Linked DNA regions of Mus musculus: region 2 is linked to region 1. Evidence: chromatin contacts called from ENCODE Hi-C or POLR2A ChIA-PET data. All regions are on one chromosome and are shown on one strand. The core of a region is the stretch at or near the end of the contact, and the rest is flanking DNA. Distances in the headings are between cores, read along the strand shown.

Region 1 (5,520 bases), core at 1,612-4,111:
GAGGACAGCAGCGAGTCCGAGGAAGGAGAGAAGGCCGTGGAATCGGACGAGGTACAGGATTTGGGCGAGCTGCTGTCGTTGAGCGGGTAGGGAAAGACCACTGAGGGGTCAATGCACTCGGACGCGGCGGCGGTGAGGTCCTGCAGGTACAGGCTGGAGGTGGAGCAGACGCTGTGCCCGCGGGCGGGGCTCAGGCTGGTGCTGTCTTTGCGCGCAGCCTGGTAGGAGGCCAGCTTCTCCGAGACCAGCTTGGCAGCGGCTGAGAAACCGCTCCACATACAGTCCTGGATGATGATGTTCTTGATGAAGGTCTCGTCGTCAGGATCGCAGATGAAGCTCTGGTTCACCATGTCTCCTCCAAGTAACTCGGTCATCATCTCCAGCTGATCGGCGGTGGAGAAGTTGCCACCGCCGCCGTCATCGTCTTCCCTTGGGGAGAAGGACGTAGCGACCGCAACATAGGATGGAGAGCAGAGCCCGGAGCGGCGGCTCGGGGACAGGGGCGGGGTGGGAAGCAGCTCGAATTTCTTCCAGATATCCTCACTGGGCGCGGGCGGCTGCAGCTCGCTCTGCTGTTGCTGGTGATAGAAATTCTCTTCCTCGTCGCAGATGAAATAGGGCTGTACGGAGTCGTAGTCGAGGTCATAGTTCCTGTTGGTGAAGTTCACGTTGAGGGGCATCGTCGTGGCTGTCTGCTGGAGGGGGCACAGCAAGGGAAGCAAGTCTAGAGTTATCCAGCTCTGGTTGGTGCGGAAACCTGGCGCAGCGCGTACCCCAATCCTGAACCACTCCCCTTTCAGCGTGCTGTACTTCCAAGTGTGTGTGTGTGTGTGTGTGTGTGTGTGTGTGTGTGTGTGTGTGTGGTTGGGGGGGAGGCATGCACTCTTTTACTCCCTACTATCAGTGACGCTCGTCGGACTAGCAGCTGCTCCGAGTCCCCGCCTCCTTCGAGCAGGGACTTAGCCCTGCAGACGCCCAGGAATCGCCATCGGCCTTGGCTTCAGAGGCTGAGGGAGGCGACTGTAGGGAATACAGTCTGCTAAGAGCCGAGGCGCAAAGTTTTGCGCCACCTGAAGGAGAAAGGCGAGAGGCGCCGCGTCGCTCGGCCCCCTCCCGTGTGCCGGCTCTCTGCGCCGCCGACCGGGTCCGAGTCCCTATTCGCGCCGTCGCCGCGCTCCTACCCAGCCGGCGCCGCCGCCCCTCTCCGCCCTCCTCTTTCTCCACCCCCAGCGCGCCCCCTTCCTTCCTTTGCCGGCTTTTCTTTCCGATTGCTGACTTGGAGGAGAGAGCTCAGTCTCCGGCTATCACAAGCCTCTCGAAATAAAAGGGGAGGGGGTGTCAAATAATAAGAGACACCTCCCTTCTACACTCTAAACCGCGACGCCACTGCACCAGAGACCCTGCAGCGATTCAGCACTGGGTGCAGGGCGTCTTCCCTCTCCCCGCCGAGGGTAGCAGCTGTTACGGAACCGCTCAGATCACGACTCACCGCAGTCTTCCTAGCAATTCAGGGGCGCGAGGGATACCCGCGGATCCCAAGTAGGAATGTGAGGATTCCCTCTGGTTTCCCCCAAGTCAACGAATCGGTCACATCCCTGTCCCAATTTTGCTTCTCCTCACTGCGCTAGCCCAACATCAAGTCCTAGTGCCGCGGGGGTCAGGCTTAAATTTTACTACGATCACTATTTTTAAAGCCAAAATAGCAACTTCTTAAAAGGCTCAGGGACGGGTTGCGATCGCCGCCGGGGATTGGCGGGCGGGACGCACCTCCGTGTCGGTCCCAGGCTGTCAGAAATGCACCAAGCTGAAATTTAAATGCCCTCTCAGAGACTGGTAAGTCAGAAGCTACGGAGCCTTCTCGCTCCCAAACGCAAAAGGTAATCCCTTCTCCAAAGACCTCAGGATTCCAAGGGCTTTCTTTGGCCACCACGAAGCGACCTCCCGGTTTGACCCCTCAAAGGACACATATCAATTAATGTAGCAAAGCAAGAATGTCCAACCGGCCGGGTCAGCGTCAGCCCATAGTAACCTCGGGAACCCCGCTTCAAAATGCATCCCGGTTTTTCCCTTCCCCTTTCCTCTGTCATCTTGACAAGTCGCTCTACCCCGACTCAGATCTACCCCAGCCTACCCCAACTACTCTTGAGAAAAGTGTCAAAAGCACAGGAATGGAAGAAAGACTGTCCTAACCGGCCGCTACATTCAAGACGCAGAAAGAACACAGGGAAAGACCACCAGATCTGTGCTTACCGGGGTTTCCAACGCCCAAAGGAAATCCAGCCTTCAAACAGCTCGAGGAGCTCTTTTCAGGAGAGCTGATCGCGGGCAGAGGCAGAGAACACTGTCCCCAAATAGACAAAAATTCCCTCCCCGGAGCCTGGGGAGTCCTGTCCTGGCTCGCAGATTGTAAGTTCCAGTGAGAAGTGTCTGCCCGCTGCAATGGGCAAAGTTTCCCAGCGGCGGCGAGGGTTGCGGCCGCTGATGTTGGGTCAGTCGCAGGGTTGGGGAGAGTGGGCGGCAGGCTCGGAGGCAAAGCCCCTCTCACTCCAGAGCTGCCTTCTTAGGTCGCCCCGGAGCGCGGCTCTGCACACACGGCTCTTCCAACCGTCCGCTCACTCCCTCTGTCTCTCGCTGGAATTACTACAGCGAGTCAGAAAAAAACGCCCGAAAAGCTTCTTTTATACTGCGACTCAGGATCCCTCCCCTCCCTTCTTTTTCCCGCCAAGCGTCGGCGAAGCCCTGCCCTTCAGGAGGCAGGAGGGGAGCTGAGTGAGGCGAGTCGGACCCGGCAGCTGAGAGCAGCGCAGCCCAGGGGTCCTCGGCCGCGCAGACCCCCGGAATATAAAGGGCGGGTGGGCGGGGATTAGCCAGAGAATCTCTCTTTCTCCCTTCCCCACCTCTCTCTATTTTTTTTTCCTCCTCTCGCTTCCCCGCCCTCTGCTTTGGGAACTCGGGAGGGGGGCTAGTGGGGAGCCGGGGAAAGAGGAGGAGGAGCCTCAGCCCCGCAGCCCAGTACTCCGGCTCCGGGGTGTAAACAGTAATAGCGCAGCATGAATTAACTGCGCGCCCGACCATTTTCTCTTGCTCGCGCGCTAGTCCTTTCCCTTTCTGTACGGTTGTTCGGGCGCAGCGCTCGGCTGAACTGTGTTCTTGCCCTGCGTATATCAGTCACCGCAGGTGGAACAGCTGCCTCGCTCCACACAATACGCCATGTACCCTGGACCGCGTCACGCACGTCCCGGGCGGCCAGGCGTCTCTCTAAGGCTGGGGAAAACAGAATTTAGAAAGGGGGAAGGACGAACGAATGAGTTATCTAGGAGCCCCCGCTCAGTGTGTGGAGTGATAGAGGGTGATCAACCGCAGATGAGGTCTATGCAGGAAAAACGATGTCTGGAATTTTATTAAAATTGCTCAGCAACTCACTGCCACGTATACTTGGAGAGCCACTTAGGGATAAACAGCCACTCCATCTCGCGGGGAAGGCATTGTGTATTTTGCCTTTGGTCGTACAGTTATGTTGACTGGGCACATTCTTTCCAGAACGACCCCCCCCCCCAATTTGCTGCCAAAAGGCAGATTCCCCCCCCCCCCCACACACACACTCCAGCACCTCCGGTTCGGACTTCCACCCGGCGGGTGGTGTGGAGGCGGCTCTTTCCCCTGTAGGTCTCCCTGCGCAGTCCAGTAAAGTGGCGGCGGGTGCGCTCTACCCGGCTCCTCCGGGAGGAGTCTCTGCCGGTCTACACCCCATACACCTCCACACAGTTCCAGGGCCACAGTCGGTTTTCACAAGAGGCAAATCCTCTTTGCCCCTGTGGAGCCAGTTTGCAGCAGACTCTGGTTTAGGAGCTGGGGTGGGGAAAATCAAGGCGCTAGACGCGAGAATATGCCATGAATTGGGGGGTTGGGGAAAACCCGGACTTCCCAGAAAGGGGGAGGAGTGAATTGCCAACCCAGATCTGGGGAGCCTGCAGAGACCCTAGAATAAAGAAAACCGTTAACCCCTTCCTCCCAGGACAAACCCAAGCTTTCCCCTTTTATTACTGGAATCGTAATTATGCACTTAAAAAAAAAAGTCGGCCCTGATCAGATCAAAGTAACGTTACATTTTTGCCTTCGTATGTGTGTGTTAAGCTAATTAAAAGCTGATTTTAATTTATACATTAATTTCCCAGTTTCCTTTTTCCTGAATACTACGCTGTGCATTCTGTACAATCCCCAAACGTATACATACACACTTTATATATACACGATAATCTAGCTTATTAACCAACCAGAAACATGAGTCTTTTGCTCTGTGCATTGGTTCTAGATTTATTATATAATGCATATTCCCTCGGGATTTGCTTATCCTACACTTTAAAACCCAAAGAAGTCTTCTTATTCCGGACTCCTCGCCCCAAGGCACTTAAAGAAACCTCTCTCACTGCTACCCGGTTTAAAAAAAAAAAAAAAAAAAAAAAAGAAAGAAAAGAAAATACAGTAGCGTGTATAAGGTGCTCATTGTTCAAAGTTGTTATTAGCCACTGAGTTTGCAATTTAGGATTCAGCTGTTGAATGATAGTATCTTCCTTCATCGAGCTCATTGCACAATTCAGCTTTAAGGATTGCAAAATGACTACAGCCTCTAGGATTTTGCCTCAAACACCAAGAGCCACCAATCCCTAGTCTGCGTTTTGCTGCAGAGACTCTTTCCCCGCCCCCTCACCCCCCACCACCCGGGTTGTGGCTCTCGGATTTGTGAAAGTAAAGTAAGTGTGCCCTCTACTGGCCACAGAGACCACAGCGTTGCGAAGCCAACGAGGGCGGAGGTCGGATGGGGGCAGGGCTGCAGGGTTTCCAGGTTCTGGGAAGATGCTTCCTTGCCTAAGACAAGCTTCCGGTCATCCTTTAAATGACTCTTTTAGGCTGCAAAGGAGGCAAAGGAAGAGAAATTACTAGAGAAAAAAATGGTTCAGAGGTGGCTATTCAGTTGCAAAGAGGGGGAGTAGATGAACCCATCCCTACTTTCTGACAGTCACCCAAAACAGAGCCCTAGTTGTGGATGGGGAAAATGAATGAGTCACAGGTATACAAGTGAAGGAGATCTAACAGAAACGGAAAGGCAATAGAACAAGTTTTAGCACCCATGTCTCACACCTTTGTCGTGTTGTAAGCTGGACGTGTCAAAGCAGAGCATTGAATTTTACTGGGCAAAAGGAGTCAGAATGCAAGGCAGGAGCATTAGCTTATTATTGCCTTGTTTTATTATTATTATTATTATTATCATTATTATCATTATTATTATTTTGGGGTTTTTTTTTTGAGAGAGATTCTCACGACTATTCTTTGCTAGCCTGAAACTCACACAGTTTTATTAGTTTTGTATAACTGTTTTTCCTCTTCCTCTTCTTTATAAAAGATCTTATGCATCCCAGCACATATCCCACCACACCTGGCCTTATGCCTCGATAAATGAGAATGGAATCCCGGGTGGGGAGGGCATGCTATGTGAGCCCTCTAGCAACTAAACTGAATCTT
Region 2 (5,248 bases), core at 2,512-5,011, 270 kb before region 1:
TCTTCTGCTATGTGTTCACAGTGACCTGGACAGTATCCCAAGAGCCACCCCTTTCAGAGAGAGAATGACAACATTCTGCCAGGATTCTTGAGAAGATTTGCTTGGCGGTCTCTGAAAGAGGTCTCTTGGATTCTATTTCCTTCATTCCAAAGTGTCCCTGGAAGCTCTCTGCCTCAGAAGACCCAGGAGGAGCATGTGGCTCTGTGTCACCATGTGTTACCATATTTGGATGATCAGAGGGAGAGGGCCTGGGAGGACAGCCAAACTGCTCTTTTCTGGGTGGCCCTAAGTGAGTCACTTTACCTCAGAACTCTAGCTGCATGTAAACTGGAGTTCTGATTCTCTCTCCCCGTATACCTCTAAGAGGGCAAGGGTAAAGATATTGCTTTCTAGAAAGCAGCCACTCACAAACACCAGCAATACAAGTTCTGCGGGACTAGAATCAAGTGCAGGAGTTCATGCCTGTGCTAGGAGTAAAAACAAAACAAAACAACAGTGTTCTTGCTCACAGGTCCAGGACCTCTGAAGTTCCATGGCCAGGGCAGAAGCACAAGGGATCCTACTCTCAAGGACCTCTCATTGGAAGCTATTAGCCTACCGGCAAAAGTGTTCTCAGAGTAAGCCACCCTCTACACACTCAGAAACAGTTCTAGATCATTTACAATGGACCACAAATGAGACAGAGAAAGCTCACTGATCACCTGAAAATCTTGACTGGCCAACCAAGCTAAGCCTTGAGCTTGGCTCCTTCCCTGAGTCTCAGATATGGGGTTCTCAGTGAGTTCTGTAGGCTATAGATATCCCTGTGTAGTCTTGTGCTAGAGGTGGAGGAACTTGAGAGCTTATTATTCTCTGGATGGGGGAAAAAAGAAAAAGAAAATTGTCTAATAGCTATATTATGCTGTGACTCTGACCCATAGGATTGCTTGGCTAGCAACAGGACAAGCAGCCTCCAGGACCAGATCTCAAGGTACTTCACAGATGCTTCTTAGCCTAGGAAGATGTCCCTCACTAGGCCAGAAACAAGGTCCTACCTAATTAGCTCTCAGTGGTGGCTGTTGACCATTATAGAGATTAAGAGCACATAGCAGAGATCTTTTTAAACGTCTCACATCTAAACTATAGTAAAGATTCTAAATGTTATCTAACAACTCTGTTGTGCTCTGAGCAATAGACATCTCATGCTTCAGCCACCATGAGAACCAGATTAGTGGACATTGTTGTGGCCATTTTAATGATGGGGGAGTTGACTCCAAGAAGACCAAGGTGCCATTTGGGATGCTGGAAAAGAAGAGCACTCTGTATATTCTCTATTCTCTCCTGGACTCTGTCCTGGACTTCCTAGCATCCCAGCCTTTGAATCTATGAAGTAGACTCTACTGTGTTATGTCCATTTTAGTTCCCTGGCCCTCTTATAGGGCATAAGGTCAGTCCCTAAAGAAAAGGCCAGCAGTTAACAGGTGGGTTCAGTTTCTCTTTAGACAGAAATGAAAGTAACACCTTACAAGGGAGAACAGGGCCAGGACAGAGTTAAAAGGACAAAATAAAGTGACGATGAAACTCTAACTATCATAGAGAAAGCAAGCAAAATATGGACCTCAAGGTGACCAGCTCACTTCTGATTTCTGACTTATAATTGCCCCAAGCACCTGCGCAAGAAAAAACAAAATCCATGATCACTGTCAGACAAGGTGGCCTTGATATGTAAAACAGGAGCCCAATTTTTGTAACCAAGTGCCACATAGTTTTTATTTTAGGCTTCACGGCCATATCTCTCTCATGACTATTAAATTTACCAGTGCGGGAGCAAAGAAGCTCGACGACATCATATAAAACCGTGAACACCGCCATGTTCCAATAAAACTTTAATGCAAGCAGGAGGAGTTGTAATTAGTCAGATCCTGGTTTAGAACGGGCACAGGCAACTATCCAAGAAGATTGTGCCAGGAACTCCAAAGACTCTACTATCTCTTCCAAAACAAGTGTTTACCAGTCAATCGCCAGAGCCCAGGCCCTACTCTAGGCTCTGGGATTCAGCACATAGAACACAGGCAGGAATTCTATTCATACCCCTTACCAGGAGAAGCATCATCCGCACTCCTCAGATAGGAAACAAAGATGCTGGTAGGGAACGTGCCAGGGCTCATGAGAACAGAGTTGGGCCTCCAGAGAAAACGATGAGCATGAGATCTTAGAAATCCAGGCTACTTCTCAGAGCATAACCAAGACTCAGTTCCAACGTGGAGACTATGTTTCCACTTCCATCCGAGGTAAGAGGCCCTCCCTCTATTGTAGGTTGTTCCTGAGCTGCTTAGGCCAGTGCTTTTGCCAGGAAGAAAGAAGTAGAGGACACTTCCAACCTGGGAGAAGCCCAGAAGACGCTCTTCTCTAAAGAGAACGTGTCCCTTGTATGAATGATGCAGACATCCAGAGGACAGGGAGGGCTGCAAGTCCACTTAGCTGGAGATTCGGAACTGACAGGCATAGCCTTGCCTGAAGGCCAGGCCTTTATCCATCTTAAGATGGCTTGGACCTGTGAAAGGAATTCTGATAGGAAGAATATAGAGATGGCTGCCTGGCTGCCTCCAGGAGTTTGACACACACTGTGCCACACACAGTAGGCAGCTATGCCCCTGTTTCTGTGTCCAACTCCAGGCTATGGCCAGGCAGGACATGTCATGGCTGGTCAGCATGGTTGTACCTACTCAGTTGAATCATTAAGCAAGAGCTAGAGCTATGGACACCATGCTTATATAATACAGACAGAATGAAGACAGGGAAACTGAGGCCCAGGAGCCACTAGGGATCTCTGCAAATAACAATGCTCCAGGCACCATAGTAAACTTTTTCTGAAGATCGCTAAGGATATTGAATCCTCACAATGGCACAGTGCACTCTTATACGTCACTGCCCTAGTGTTTTTTCCTATTGCTGTGATAAACACCACGACCAACAGTAACAGAGAGGAAAGAAGGGTTTGTTTGGCTTACATGTTTGCATCAGTCATTCGCTGAGGAAATTAAGGGCAGGAGCAGAGACAGGGACCATGGAGGAGACCTACTTACTGGCTTGCTCCCAGGCGCATGCTTAGCTTCCCTTCTGATATAAGCCAGGACCCCATGTCCAGGAGATGGCACCACCCACAGTGGGCTAAGCTGTCCTCCATCAATTAGCAACTATGAAAAGGCCTCAGAGACATGCCTACGGGCTAATCAAATGTAGGCAACTCCTCAACGGAGATTCCTTCTTCCCAGGTACCAGGGAATATCAAAGTGACCAAAAAGCAAATAGCAGAGCCATGTGTACTGTAACCTATATTGTCAATCAGTGTGTTGTAGGTGTGACCGTGGTTAGAAACCTTAAGCATGAGCCATTTCCGGGGTTGTTCTTGCTCTCCTTATGAAGAGGATAGTGAGGATGAACTCAGGCTGTTTAGCACTATCCATCTTTTTCCCCAACACGCTCATGTCCTTTAATATTTGACTCCTGTTGGAAAACCACACTGGAGAGCCGAGCCTGTAGGAAAAAGAAAGTGGAGAAGGTAAAAGAATTGTCTTGGAGCCACTGAAGACCTAAGCTTTTCCCCTTCTAGTCCCCCAGAAGGGGAAAGAAACTGTATTTGCCAGCAGACTTAGGGATGGTTCTGAATAAAGGTTTGCACGCTTTTCCAGAGTGCAAACAATGCTAGCTAGGGACAGCCCTGAGGCTCATGGGCACACAGGCTTAGCAGGCAAGGAGGCGGGGCTGGATGGAGCTGGACAGGACCCAGCACACAGCTTTGTATAATGAGCTCAGTCAGCCCTGTGGGGTCACTCCAGAACACCAGGGCAACCTCCGTACCAGAAAAACAAACTCATGATCCCTGGCCAGGCAGGCACCATCCAAAGAGTAAACAGGAGTGATCACACCCCAGGGACCCCCCCCCCCCAATACTCCTCCCTGTCCTGTTGGGCTAATAATAATCTCAGTAAGTAACATGCACAGTGGATTAATGTGTCAGGCACATGGGCCCAGGGGCTTGTATACACCTTTTTAACCATCAGAAAGCCCTTGGTGTGAGTGGACAGGAAAAACAACTTCCAGCATTCTGCGGCAGCATACAGGAAAGAGGAGCTACAACATATCACAAGAGAGCCGCCAGGTTGTGACTGTTTCCATACACAATGATGTTTTTGAGATGATTGACAACTCATTAGCCTGACCCCAATTGTACGTTTGCATGTATTGAGATGCCTTACCACACCGATAAATATACACAATTACCATAAAATATGGGAATGATTAAAAAAATATCCATTTTACAAGTGAGAAATTAGGATTCACGGGTCCCTTAAGCTATATAATAGTAGAATGTAAGTGAGACTCTAGGCTGCTCCAGTGACTGCCACATGAGGTTGGGTTGCTGGAGCTGGCACAGTGAATGCATATACACAGATAAGCATGTCACTAAGGAGCCTTGTCTCATTGGTAAAATGGGACCACAGGTTCTAGGCTGGCATTGTGGATGGAGATACAGCTGTTCATAACTGACAAGCATCCTGTAGTTGCCTGTAGTTCCTGTGTAACTTGTGTAGGATCTCAGGCTCACAGCCTCTGACATCTCCCACACTGTGGGATGAAACTAACTTTGGATCTGAAGTTTCCTGTGTGCTCCCACAAGGACCCAACCCAGCCCTGGGCAGTGCTTTCAATTTGATGAAACCTTTAAAGTTCAAGCCTAACAGTAGTTCCAAAGGTCTTACAGGAATGTGTGTTCAGTCCCTGGTCACCCCTCCTACTCCAGCATTTTTTGCCCTTCTGTTCTTTCACCTTATTTTGCATAATTGTGTATTAAAATATCCATACTCCCTTGTGCAAACATTGAAGGGCAGGGCAATCCTTTTATCCTTGAACTATAACAAAAATAAGTTAGGGACTGGATGCTATGTCTCCATATCCATGTGATACAATACTGACCTCTGTTCTGGGGGTGGGATGCGTTGTGTGAGTTTGTGTGTGTATGTGCATGTGTCTGGGTAGGCTCTGGTGGTGTGTTAATTGGTGTGTTACTATGACAGAGTACCTGCAGAGTAGCCTGAGGGAGGAGATGTTTATTGTTGGCTCATGATTTTAACGGATTTCGACCTTTAAAAGAGAAAGAGGTACAGTGGCTGGTGGTATTCATGGTGTGAGCAGCAGCTTTTGTCAGATCAGAAAGCAGAGAGGGAAGCAAGGGCCCGGTGACTCGGTTCAAAGCACATCTTTACTA

What was found. A loop is a pair of places that touch in the nucleus more often than their neighbours do. ChIA-PET counts read pairs that join two places held with the same protein, here RNA polymerase II (POLR2A).
Region 2: a map of heart shows a loop between it and region 1 (3-fold over the local background). The contact joins the enhancer-like site here to the promoter of Myc in region 1. A Hi-C loop is called at or near these places in 10 of 37 maps with a recorded cell type or tissue (CH12.LX, T-helper 1 cell, T-helper 17 cell and 3 more). POLR2A ChIA-PET finds 5 or more read pairs at or near these places in 1 of 5 experiments (Patski).

What each region holds. Positions count from the first base shown.
Region 1 is chr15:61,982,682-61,988,201 of GRCm38, reverse strand. Myc (myelocytomatosis oncogene) reads right to left here and starts at 2,861. Exons shown (of 3, transcript NM_001177352.1): 1 at 2,251-2,861; 2 at 1-695. The coding sequence starts at 680.
Region 2 is chr15:62,256,689-62,261,936 of GRCm38, reverse strand. Pvt1 (Pvt1 oncogene) reads right to left here. Exons shown (of 5, transcript NR_132747.1): 5 at 1,722-3,516. Among named protein-coding and RNA genes, the nearest start is that of Pvt1, 220 kb to the right of the region's middle. Within about 2 kb of position 3,761, at least 2 of the 3 ENCODE cell types and tissues checked have a DNase peak (open chromatin) inside an H3K27ac peak, as active enhancers do; they include heart, where a contact is called at or near this core.